Linked DNA regions of Homo sapiens: region 1 is linked to region 2. A link is a contact called in ENCODE Hi-C or POLR2A ChIA-PET data. All regions are on one chromosome and are shown on one strand. The core of a region is the stretch at or near the end of the contact, and the rest is flanking DNA. Distances in the headings are between cores, read along the strand shown. Region 1 overlaps EHD4 (EH domain containing 4). Region 2 overlaps MGA (MAX dimerization protein MGA).

What was found. A loop is a pair of places that touch in the nucleus more often than their neighbours do. ChIA-PET counts read pairs that join two places held with the same protein, here RNA polymerase II (POLR2A). Pooled maps may share reads with other maps.
Region 1: a map of CD8-positive, alpha-beta T cell shows a loop between it and region 2 (2.1-fold over the local background). The contact joins two enhancer-like sites. A Hi-C loop is called at or near these places in 1 of 168 maps with a recorded cell type or tissue (CD8-positive, alpha-beta T cell) and 9 of 50 pooled maps. POLR2A ChIA-PET finds 5 or more read pairs at or near these places in 3 of 52 experiments (CD4-positive, alpha-beta T cell, activated CD4-positive, alpha-beta memory T cell and activated T-cell).

The regions. Positions count from the first base shown.
Region 1 is chr15:41,929,054-41,933,965 of GRCh38, forward strand. The region is part of intron 3 of EHD4 (EH domain containing 4); the gene reads right to left. EHD4-AS1 (EHD4 antisense RNA 1) reads left to right here. Exons shown (of 4, transcript NR_120332.1): 4 at 1-233. Among named protein-coding and RNA genes, the nearest start is that of EHD4-AS1, 10 kb to the left of the region's middle. RefSeq lists enhancers at 1-364, 327-406, 427-556. Within about 2 kb of position 1,663, at least 23 of the 41 ENCODE cell types and tissues checked have a DNase peak (open chromatin) inside an H3K27ac peak, as active enhancers do.
Region 2 is chr15:41,694,638-41,699,756 of GRCh38, forward strand. It overlaps MGA (MAX dimerization protein MGA), which reads left to right. Exons shown (of 24, transcript NM_001400225.1): 3 at 1,438-2,386; 4 at 4,226-4,304; 5 at 4,427-4,522. Among named protein-coding and RNA genes, the nearest start is that of MIR626, 5.6 kb to the left of the region's middle. Within about 2 kb of position 1,539, at least 7 of the 41 ENCODE cell types and tissues checked have a DNase peak (open chromatin) inside an H3K27ac peak, as active enhancers do.

The sequences.
Region 1 (4,912 bases), core at 413-2,912, 230 kb after region 2:
GGTTACCAGAAAACCCCAGAGGTTGTCTCCCAGTACCTAGCCTAAAGTGGGTGTGGCCACAGAACCTACCAAAATTTAAATAAAAGCAAGAACTAGGCGTGTCCAGGGATGGCGTTGTGCTGTTTATCCGCTCTCTGCTCTTCCCACTCCTCCTTCCTTTGGGATTTTGTCCAAGACTCTGTAAATTAATTTTTCTGTGCCTGTTTCCTCATAAAATAAACAAGCTAACCTCACAGCCTGTCCCTCCTTCCTCTGGGGGATATGTGACAATAACAGATGGGTGAGCCACATGTCCCTGAAGGCCCCTCCAGGGCAAGGGCGGGAGAGCCCCACATCACAGGTTCGTGCCACGCCACAGACATGGGAACAGAGGAAGGTTCCACGCCAGTACTCGGCCCACTGAACGCTGCTGCTTCTGGGCATGTGACCAAGTGAAAGGGAAAATTGGGTTTCGCATCTCACTTTCCATCTCAGATTAAATACCAGATGAAGAAGCAGGCCCATTTAAAGAAGGCTGAGCCCTGGAGAAAGACAGCAACATGGTATTATCAGTCATTTTAGGCTCTTTGCTGGAGAGGGAAGTTGGTAAAAAAACCTACCAAGAAAATCCTGTAAGTCCTGGAGCCTGGCTTAACAATTTCATTCTGCTGGGCCTCAGTTTCTATACCTGTGAGTCAGATGATCAAAAAGGATTCTTTCTAGATCTTAAATTTTAGCTATATAGGGTGGTTCCAAACAGTAAGCTTCTTTGAAATAAAAAGCCAGATTCCCAGGAAAATCGATTTAGCTCAGCGTCTGTATAGTACAGACACGAACTAGTTACAGTGCCAGCCTAAGATGACCCTTCAGATGGCTACAGTAGACCCTTCAGATGGCTACAGGAATACTGAATGAACAACTCTAAATGACACAATTATCAAACAGTAAGTTTCATTTTATTACATCCCTTCTACTGGATTCATGTGCTATATAGCATTTGGGCCAATTTGAAGGTCCTTGAATGTTTCTATAGGTGTAATTAGTTGCCCCAAAGTTTAACTTATTGTCATCCAATTCCAAACAACTCTATACTGAAAGAAACTATCTGAGGAAGGGTTGTGGAATGTATGACTTCCAAGGATGCTTAAGAAGTCACCCCATCTAACCTTCTGATATTATTATATATTAGGATGAACAGATCCAGGAATCCCGTGTCACGCACATGGAAATTGTCCATTCCTCATTTTTCAAGTGGGCTTTGTGTATAAGTCAGGCTAGAAAGTCTCATACAATATGTCTATAAATCAGACGGAGTTGGCGTGGCAAACATTACTTGCACTGAATTTTCTTGAGGCAAAATGCCAACAGACTCCACCCAAATGTGATGAGGTCAAACATTTATAAGCAAGGCTTTGACCGTGACAATGCATCTTGTCATTCTGTGGTTCAGAAGGGCAAAGGTAATGTTTCTTCAGGCTACAGTTTTCTAAAGAGAAATGTTAAACCAACGGGATGACAACTGGGGTCATAAAGGGCTAGAAAGCAACTTCTGACCTGAAGACCCCACCCCTCGCCCTGCCCTGTTCCTCTTTTCAAACATCTTGGCATTGCACAAGTGTCCTGCATGCCTGTGGACAACAGCTGGCACTGCAGACCAGCTCTAGCAATTAAGTTATCAGCTAACCAGCTCCTCAAGCCAAACTATTACTCAGAGACAGTTATTTCTGGGCTTATGTCACAGATGGAAAGAAAGACCCAGTCAGTGGGAACCATGGGAATCCACACGGGGCTCCTTATAAAAAAATGACTCACTGATTTTGCTAAAAGTAGCCCATGTAGTTACCAACAGTATTTCAAAACAGTCAAATACCTCCAGAAAAGGAAATACTTTAAAAAGGTATACATGAAAAGATGCTCAACCACACTAACCATGAGGAATGAAAATTAGAATCATAATGAGATGGTGGGCATGTAAACAGGCATGCCTTCTACAGTGGCATTTTTGGCACCAGCTAACATAATAAAAAGACCGCCGCTCCTTTTGATTCCAAAATTCCACCTCTAGGAATGCATCTTAGAGTTACATCTGCACATTTTTTGGATTAGTCTCTATTTCATTTATTTTTTTACATTGATAAAGAAAAATTGTATATATTTATCATGTCCAACATGTTGTTTTGAAATATGTATACACTGAGGCTGGGTGCAGTGGCTCATGCCTGCAATCCCACCACTTTGGGAGGCTGAGGCAGGTGAATCACTTGAGCCTAGGAGTTTGAGACCAGCCTGGGCAACAAGGTGAAACCCCATCTCTACAAAAAATGCAAAACATTAGCTGGGCATGGTGGTGCATGCCTACAGTCCCAGCTACTCAGGAGGCTGAGGTGGCAGGATCACTTGAACCCAGGAGGTCAAGGCTGCAGTGAGCTGTGATCGTGCCACTGCACTTCAGCCTGGGTGACGGAGCTTCGAGATCCTGTCTCAAAATAAAATAAAACATAAAATAAAGTAAAATTAAATTAAAATAAAACAAAATTAAATATGCATTCAATGTGAAATGGCTAAATTGACAGTGCAATTAGCATATGCATTACTTCACATACTTGTTTTGTTGTGGTAAGAACACTTAAAATCTACTCAGCAATTTCTTTTTTTTTTTTTTGAGACGGAGTCTAGCTCTGTCACCCAGGCTGGAATGCAGTGGCGCAATCTCAGCTCACTGCAACCTCCACCTCCCAGGTTCAAGTGATTCTCCTGCCTCAGCCTCCTGAGTAGCTGGGATTACAGGCGCACGCCACCACGCCTGGCTAATTTTTGTATTTTTAGTAGAGACAGGGTTTCACCATGTTGGTCAGGCTGGTCTCCAACTCCTGACCTCGTGATCCGCCCACCTCAGCCTCCCAAAGTGCTGGGATTACAGGTGTGAGCCGCCGCGCCCAGCCAGCAATTTCTTTTTTTTTTTAAGCTCCTCCCTTTTCAGCAATTTTCAAGATATATTTGCACGTTATCGTGCCAACTGTATACACTTGCACCGTACATGCTAAACTGTGTAAATCCACTGTGGCACTGTTTGTAACGGCAAAAGATTAGGAACAGCCTGAATGTCACCCACCAAAAGGATGGCACCTATTAATTCTGGTCTATCTATATGATGGACTGCGGGAGGCAGCTCCGAAGTACAGACATGGACAAGCTCCAAGATTTACTATAAGTGGGAAAATCAAGACACAGGGCAGTGGAGCGAATCCCGCCAGGGCTCCACGTGAGTGGGCGGGTGAGCTGGGAGAAGCCCCAGGGTCTGCAGGCAGGGTCTGCTCTGGGAGAGGAACTGGGGGATATGGGTGGTACAGACATTCTTCACTATCTTTTTGTAGCCTTTTGTCCCAAGCACATACACACCTACCCACCGCAGGGTGCTTCAGAAAGGTGAAACGCTGCATACATGGTCTGATTTGTGCTTTGCATCTCGATTTGGATTCCAACAGGAGGCAATTTTGAGAAAGAGACTAAGATTACAGGTGAATGGAGGTTTCTTGAGGAAACTGCATCAGGGCATGTGTGAGAAATATCCCTAGATACAAGAAAGAGGATTATGGCAAAAAGAATTGGAGGAGTGCCAGAAGCCGGGCCCCTCAGCCACACCCGGGAACACTGCTCCCGGGTCATTCTCTTCAGCAGGTTTCCCACCTCCAGCCCTTGTCTGCACTCTCGTGGCTTTCCATAGCTCTACGGTCAGGCCCAAATACTTCACGCACCCTCACCGCCCCTGCTTTGGATCTCTGGAAGAGCAAGGCCCTTGTCTGAGTCCCAGGACTCGGCCATCCTCTGCCCTCCCCTGGGAAATGCTGAGCGCTTGGCCGAGAGGGCCCTCTGAGCTGGGTCCGTCTATTCTGGGACCACCCCAGTTCTATAAAATGAATCATGACCGCCCCTATCACCAGTTATTAATCATGATCCATGTTAAATGGTTTACACATGTTATCTTCAAAACAACCCTGGGAAGGAAAATTCCCTCACTTTATAAAAGCGGAAAGAGGCTCACAGGGCCCCATGCTGGGATTCAAGCTCAGGTCAGCCTCCTCCAGGGCCCACAGGAGTGTGCCTGCATCTCCCCACCTCCCTCTGTCTTTCTAAGGAAAATACAGATGCTCCCTGAAAGCCTTGTTATTTTCAGCGTTTCCCCAACCACAGGCTTGTTTGGATGGTCGAGATGCCTGCCTGCCTGCCGGGCACAGGTACATGAAACCTGAATTCAAGCCACACGTGTATCCTGGGGAGGACCTTTTGCTGTTTCCCTCTCACTCTGAGCTTCATAGATAACAGGAACGGCTGATATCTATGGAGCACTTAGGTATGAACACAGATCATTCAGATTCTCGTAAGATCCCACTGTACGAGAGAAAGTACCTTCCCCTGTTTTAGAGCAGGGGAAAATGAAGCTCAAAGAGGTGAAGTAACTCGCCCAGGTTGCCCAGCTGGCAAGGGAAAGAGCCAGGGACAGGGAGAAACGTGCCCGGCCAGTGTTTCTCGGCATGGATTGCCACTGCCTCTCTTCCACCTAGAATCCTGCATTTATAATCTTTCCCTCCCACCTTCTAGGCTGGGGGTTCCCCACTGGTGCACAGTGATTAGGAGGGAGAGAAGCTTTACCACCTCTAGCAACAGGGATTGAGGCTGTGTAACAGGAATGTCCCCATAAAACCAGGGAAGGTTATTAAACGTTTCAAAGTGTACCTGAAAACTTAAAAAAATTCCTTCTTTATTTTCATTAGGGGTTCCTAAAAATCCTAGCTTCCGAAGTAGGCTAGGCGGGGGTGCTCCTGCAAGCAGTGAGACACAGACAGAGGACCCAGCATCAGGCCTCACGCCCTCCCTGTCAGACGCCCATGAGGCCGACAGGGTCACTTGGTGACTCCTGCGGGACAGTCACCTC
Region 2 (5,119 bases), core at 289-2,788:
TGCCTCAGCCTCCCGAGTAGCTGGGACTACAGGCGCCCGCCACCACGCCCAGCTGATTTTTTGTATTTTTAGCACCGTGTTAGCCAGGATGGTCTTGATCTCCTGACCTCGTGATCCACCTGCCTCGGCCTCCCAAAGCACTGGGATTACAGGCGTGAGCCACTGCGCCCGGCTCCAGGGTTTAATTCAGTGGTGCAATTGTAGCTCACTGCAGCCTCGAACTCCTGGGCACAAGCAGTCCTGGCACCTCAGTCTTCTGAATAGCTGGTACTACAGGCGTGTGCCACCATGCCTGGCTATAAATGCTGTTTTCAGTCATAGGCTTTGAACTATTTAAAAAAAAATGCCCACAATCCTTTGTTACATGTTATTTGTTAGTGAATATATATAGTGGTGTGTATAGTTTTTCTCAAAGCAGTTTTCATCCTGCTTTCCTGTGCTGCTAACGTGTTGACTTGTATGGATATTTTGAGGTGGGGGGAAATGAGAGGTGCAGTTTTAGAATTTCTGAGTCTGAGAATTTTAATTCGTCATTACTTTATGTGGAATCTTTTTTTTTTTTTTCTTTTTTGACACAGGGTCTTGCTCTGTCGCCAGGCTGGAGGCAGTGGCACAATCTCGGCTCTCTGCAACCTCCGCCTCCCGGGTTCAAGCGATTATTCTGCCTCAGCCTCTTGAGTAGCTGGGACTACTGGCATGTGCTACCACGCTGAGCTAATTTTTGTATTTTTAGTAGAGATGGGGTTTCACCATGTTGGCCAGAATGGTCTCAATCTCTTGACCTTGTGATCCGCCTGCCTCAGCCTCCCAAAGTAGTGGGATTACAGGCGTGAGCCATCGCTCCTGCCCAATTTTTTATTTCTACCATATTCTCAAGATACATTGGTACAGTTCTTAGGCTTTCAATGGATGATTGGGAGGAGGGGGAAACTAGATGTTTATGTTGTTTTTGGATGAATTATACACAATATATCTGGGTCATACGTATTTGCCTTTAACTCCCTATCTTTTATTTTGGAAGAATTAGTGGTGAATTCTTTATATTGAAAGTGAGTTTTTCAATTTTAAAGTTGGAAAATCATCTGGCAACATCATGACTATACTAAAAACCAATGAATTGTATACTCTAAAATTGCTGCAATATTATGTTTTATGTTATGTGAATTTAATCTCAAAACATACAGGAAAATATCAGCTGGCAGTTTAATGGCCCTTTCCGGTTTGTGTTGCAATTCTTAGTTGTGATGGATGTGTGTTCGCTTTACAGGGTTGTTAATCACCGTGTGGATTTTTAGAGTTTTTGAGTGTTTTTGAGGAATGGCTCAGGAAATCTGATGTGTTACTTGGATTCCTAACATCTTTTTTTTTTTTTCTCTTCAAGTCTTGTTAATGGATCATTTTGTACTTTTAAAATCCCTTTCTCCTCTCTCTCTCCAGTCTTATTGCCAGCAGTTTTGAAGATGACTCCCGTGTAGCCTCACCGTTAGACCAGAACGGAAGCTTCAATGTTGTTATTAAAGAGGAACCTCTAGATGATTATGACTACGAACTTGGTGAGTGCCCAGAAGGGGTCACTGTGAAACAGGAAGAGACAGATGAAGAGACGGATGTATACTCAAACAGTGATGATGATCCTATACTAGAGAAACAGCTAAAGAGGCACAATAAAGTTGACAACCCAGAAGCTGACCATCTATCTTCTAAATGGCTTCCAAGCAGCCCATCAGGTGTTGCTAAAGCTAAAATGTTCAAATTAGACACTGGAAAGATGCCAGTAGTCTATCTGGAGCCCTGTGCTGTCACCAGAAGCACAGTTAAGATTTCTGAACTCCCCGATAACATGCTTTCCACATCTCGAAAGGATAAATCTTCTATGTTGGCAGAATTGGAATATTTGCCTACATACATTGAAAATTCCAATGAGACTGCCTTCTGCTTAGGCAAGGAATCAGAAAATGGTCTTAGAAAACATTCACCAGATCTCAGAGTGGTACAAAAATATCCCTTACTGAAAGAGCCTCAGTGGAAATATCCTGATATATCTGACAGCATTAGCACAGAAAGAATACTCGACGATTCAAAGGATTCAGTTGGAGACTCACTTTCAGGAAAAGAGGACTTGGGCAGAAAGAGAACAACTATGCTTAAGATTGCAACAGCCGCAAAGGTAGTGAATGCTAATCAGAATGCCTCTCCAAATGTCCCTGGAAAAAGAGGAAGGCCACGAAAATTGAAACTCTGTAAGGCAGGACGACCACCTAAGAACACAGGAAAGTCTTTAATTTCTACAAAGAATACACCTGTAAGCCCTGGGAGTACCTTTCCAGATGTGAAGCCTGATCTGGAAGATGTGGATGGTGTTCTCTTTGTTTCCTTTGAATCAAAGGTAAGATTGTAATTTTCAGGATTCTTTAAGGCTAATTAGTCATACTTGAATTGTATACTGGCTTGTAAGTAACTCGATTTACAATCTAGTTTTGTGATATCTATTTGTGAGGGTGTATGGGGGGTGGAGTTGGGAGGGAAGTGTCTCCAAAATGTTTGGTTTAGTTAATAGGAATAACTTAAGATACTTCATTTGAATAGACTTAAAAAAGTATGTCTTGCTTAGATTTCAGTTTACGATTTTTGCATAGCTGTGTTTAAAAAAAGTCTTCGGGTCTTACTGGAATTTTCATCATTATGGATTTTGGAAAGGACTAAAAATACATGAAATATTTACTAACTCTTTGGTGACGCTCCATTTCTTTTACCTCCTGGTTTTCTTTTATTTTTCTTTTCTTTTTTTTTTTTTTTTGAGACAGAGTCTTGCTCTGTTGCCCAGGCTGGAGTTCAGTGGCACGATCTCAGCTCACTGCAATCTCCGTCTCCCGAGTTCAAGCCATTCTCGTGCCCCAGCCTCACGAGTAGCTGGGATTACAGGCGTGTGCCACCACACCCAGCTAATTTTTGTAATTTTGGTAGAGACGGGGTTTTGCAATGTTGGCCAGCTAATTTCTAACTTCTGGCCTCCAGCAGTCTGCCTGCTTCAGCCTCCCAAAGTGCTGGGATTACATGCATGAGCCACCGCTCCTGGCCCTGGTTTTCAGTAGTAGTAGTAGAGTACCATTGGAGAACCAAATATTAACAGTCATCTTAACTCTCCTGTCTTACACATTGAAGTCTCTGTTTATTCCACTCTGACTCTTCAACCAGATTATTTTTCTTGGAAATTTTTATAGAAGCCCAGTCTTTTTTTATTTATTTTTTGAGATGGAGTCTCGGTCTGTGGCTCATGCTGGAGTGCAGTAGCGCAATCTTGGCTCACTGCAAACTCCGCCTCCTGTGTTCTTGCCATTCCCCTGCCTCAGACTCCCGAGTAGCTGGGACTACAGGTGCTCGCCACCATGCCCGGCTAATTTTTTTTGTATTTTTAGTAGAGACGGGGTTTCACCATATTAGCCAGGATGGTCTCGATCTCCTGGCCTCGTGATCCTCCTGCCTCAGCCTCCCAAAGTGCTGGAATTACAAGCGTGAGCCACTGCCCCTGGCCTCTTTTTTTTTTTTTTTTTGAGACGGAATCTTGCTCTGTCACCAGCTGGAGTGCAGTGGCACAATCTTGGCTCACTGCAACCTCTGTTTCCCGGGTTCAAGCAGTTCCCCTGCCTCAGCCTCCCGAGTAGCTGGGACTACAGGTGTGCATCACCATGCCCAGCTATTTTTTTTATTTTAGTAGAGACAGGGTTTCACCATGTGGCCAGGATGGTCTCAATCTCCTGACCTTGTGATCCACCTGCCTCGGCCTCCCAAAGTGCTGGGATTATAGGCGTGAGCCACTGTGCCAGGCTGTCTTTCTTAATTGACTACACAGATGTTGGATATTTAATCCCTTCTACCTGTTCTTTTCCTCCCTTCTTGTTAGCTGAGTAAGCTATCTGAATATAGGCTCTGAGAAGTGAACATGCAAATTGGCGTATACTTTGAGGTCAGTTAGCTCAGTATGACATCGTATTCACATTTTTTTACTTCCCCCTTTTCCCCTTCTGATTATTAAAGTAATATTAATGTAGAACACTTAGAAAATATCAAAAAGTATGAAAAAATTGCTCCTGTTCTGCCAATGTTAGCGTAACTGTAGGCATGGAGATATTTTCCTTCTGGTCTTTAAGTTTTTTTTAATCCTGTTTTACATTTAAGTTTTCAGAAGCAATATGAACTACTATTTTTTTTTTTTTTTGATGTATAGGAAGCTCTAGACATTCATGCAGTTGATGGGACAACAGAAGAATCTTCTAGTCTCCAGGCATCAACCACAAATGACTCAGGTATTATAAAATAGTATAAAAAGAGTTGTATTTGTGGTTTGGGCTCCAGCAATGAAACATGCAACATTCATTTGTCTGTAGTGTACAGTAGCTTATTTTATTACTATTTATTTTGGGTGTAGGTTACAGAGCAAGAATTTCCCAGTTGGAAAAGGAATTGATAGAAGATTTGAAGACTTTGCGGCACAAGCAGGTGATACATCCTGGTCTTCAAGAAGGTAATAGACTAGCGACTTCTTTTTTTTTGTTTTCTTTTTTTCTTTCTTCCCTACTGTTTCTCCTCTTTTTCCTCTCTCTTTCTCATCTCTTTTTTTCTGTTTTTTCCTCTTTCTTTCTAGCCTTGATTTCATTTCTTTCAGCACGTCTTTCAGTTTGCATATTTTTCTCTTCTCTGTCTCCATAATTCTTCCCTTTAGTTTAAAAACCATGTCTAATATCTTATGTAAGAAAAAAATGTATCATGGTAAAGCAAGTGATATTTTCTTTGTTCATTCTTATAACCTGGTATTCTCCCCTTCCCGTTTCTCATCTTAATTTGGTTGCTTTTGTTTATGTGTGTGTGTGTGTGTTTGTTTGAGACGGAGTTTCGCTCTGTCGCCCAGGCGGCTGGAGTGCAGTGGTGCAATCTCTGCTCACTGCAAGCTCCGCCTCCTGGGTTCATGCCATTCTCCTGCCTCAGCCTCCCAAGTAGCTGGGACCACAGGCGCCTGCCACCGCGCCTGGCTAATTTTTTTGTATTTTTAGTAGAGACGGTTTCACCGTGTTAGCCAGGATGGTCTTGATCTCCTGACCTTGTGATCCGCCCGCCTCGGCCT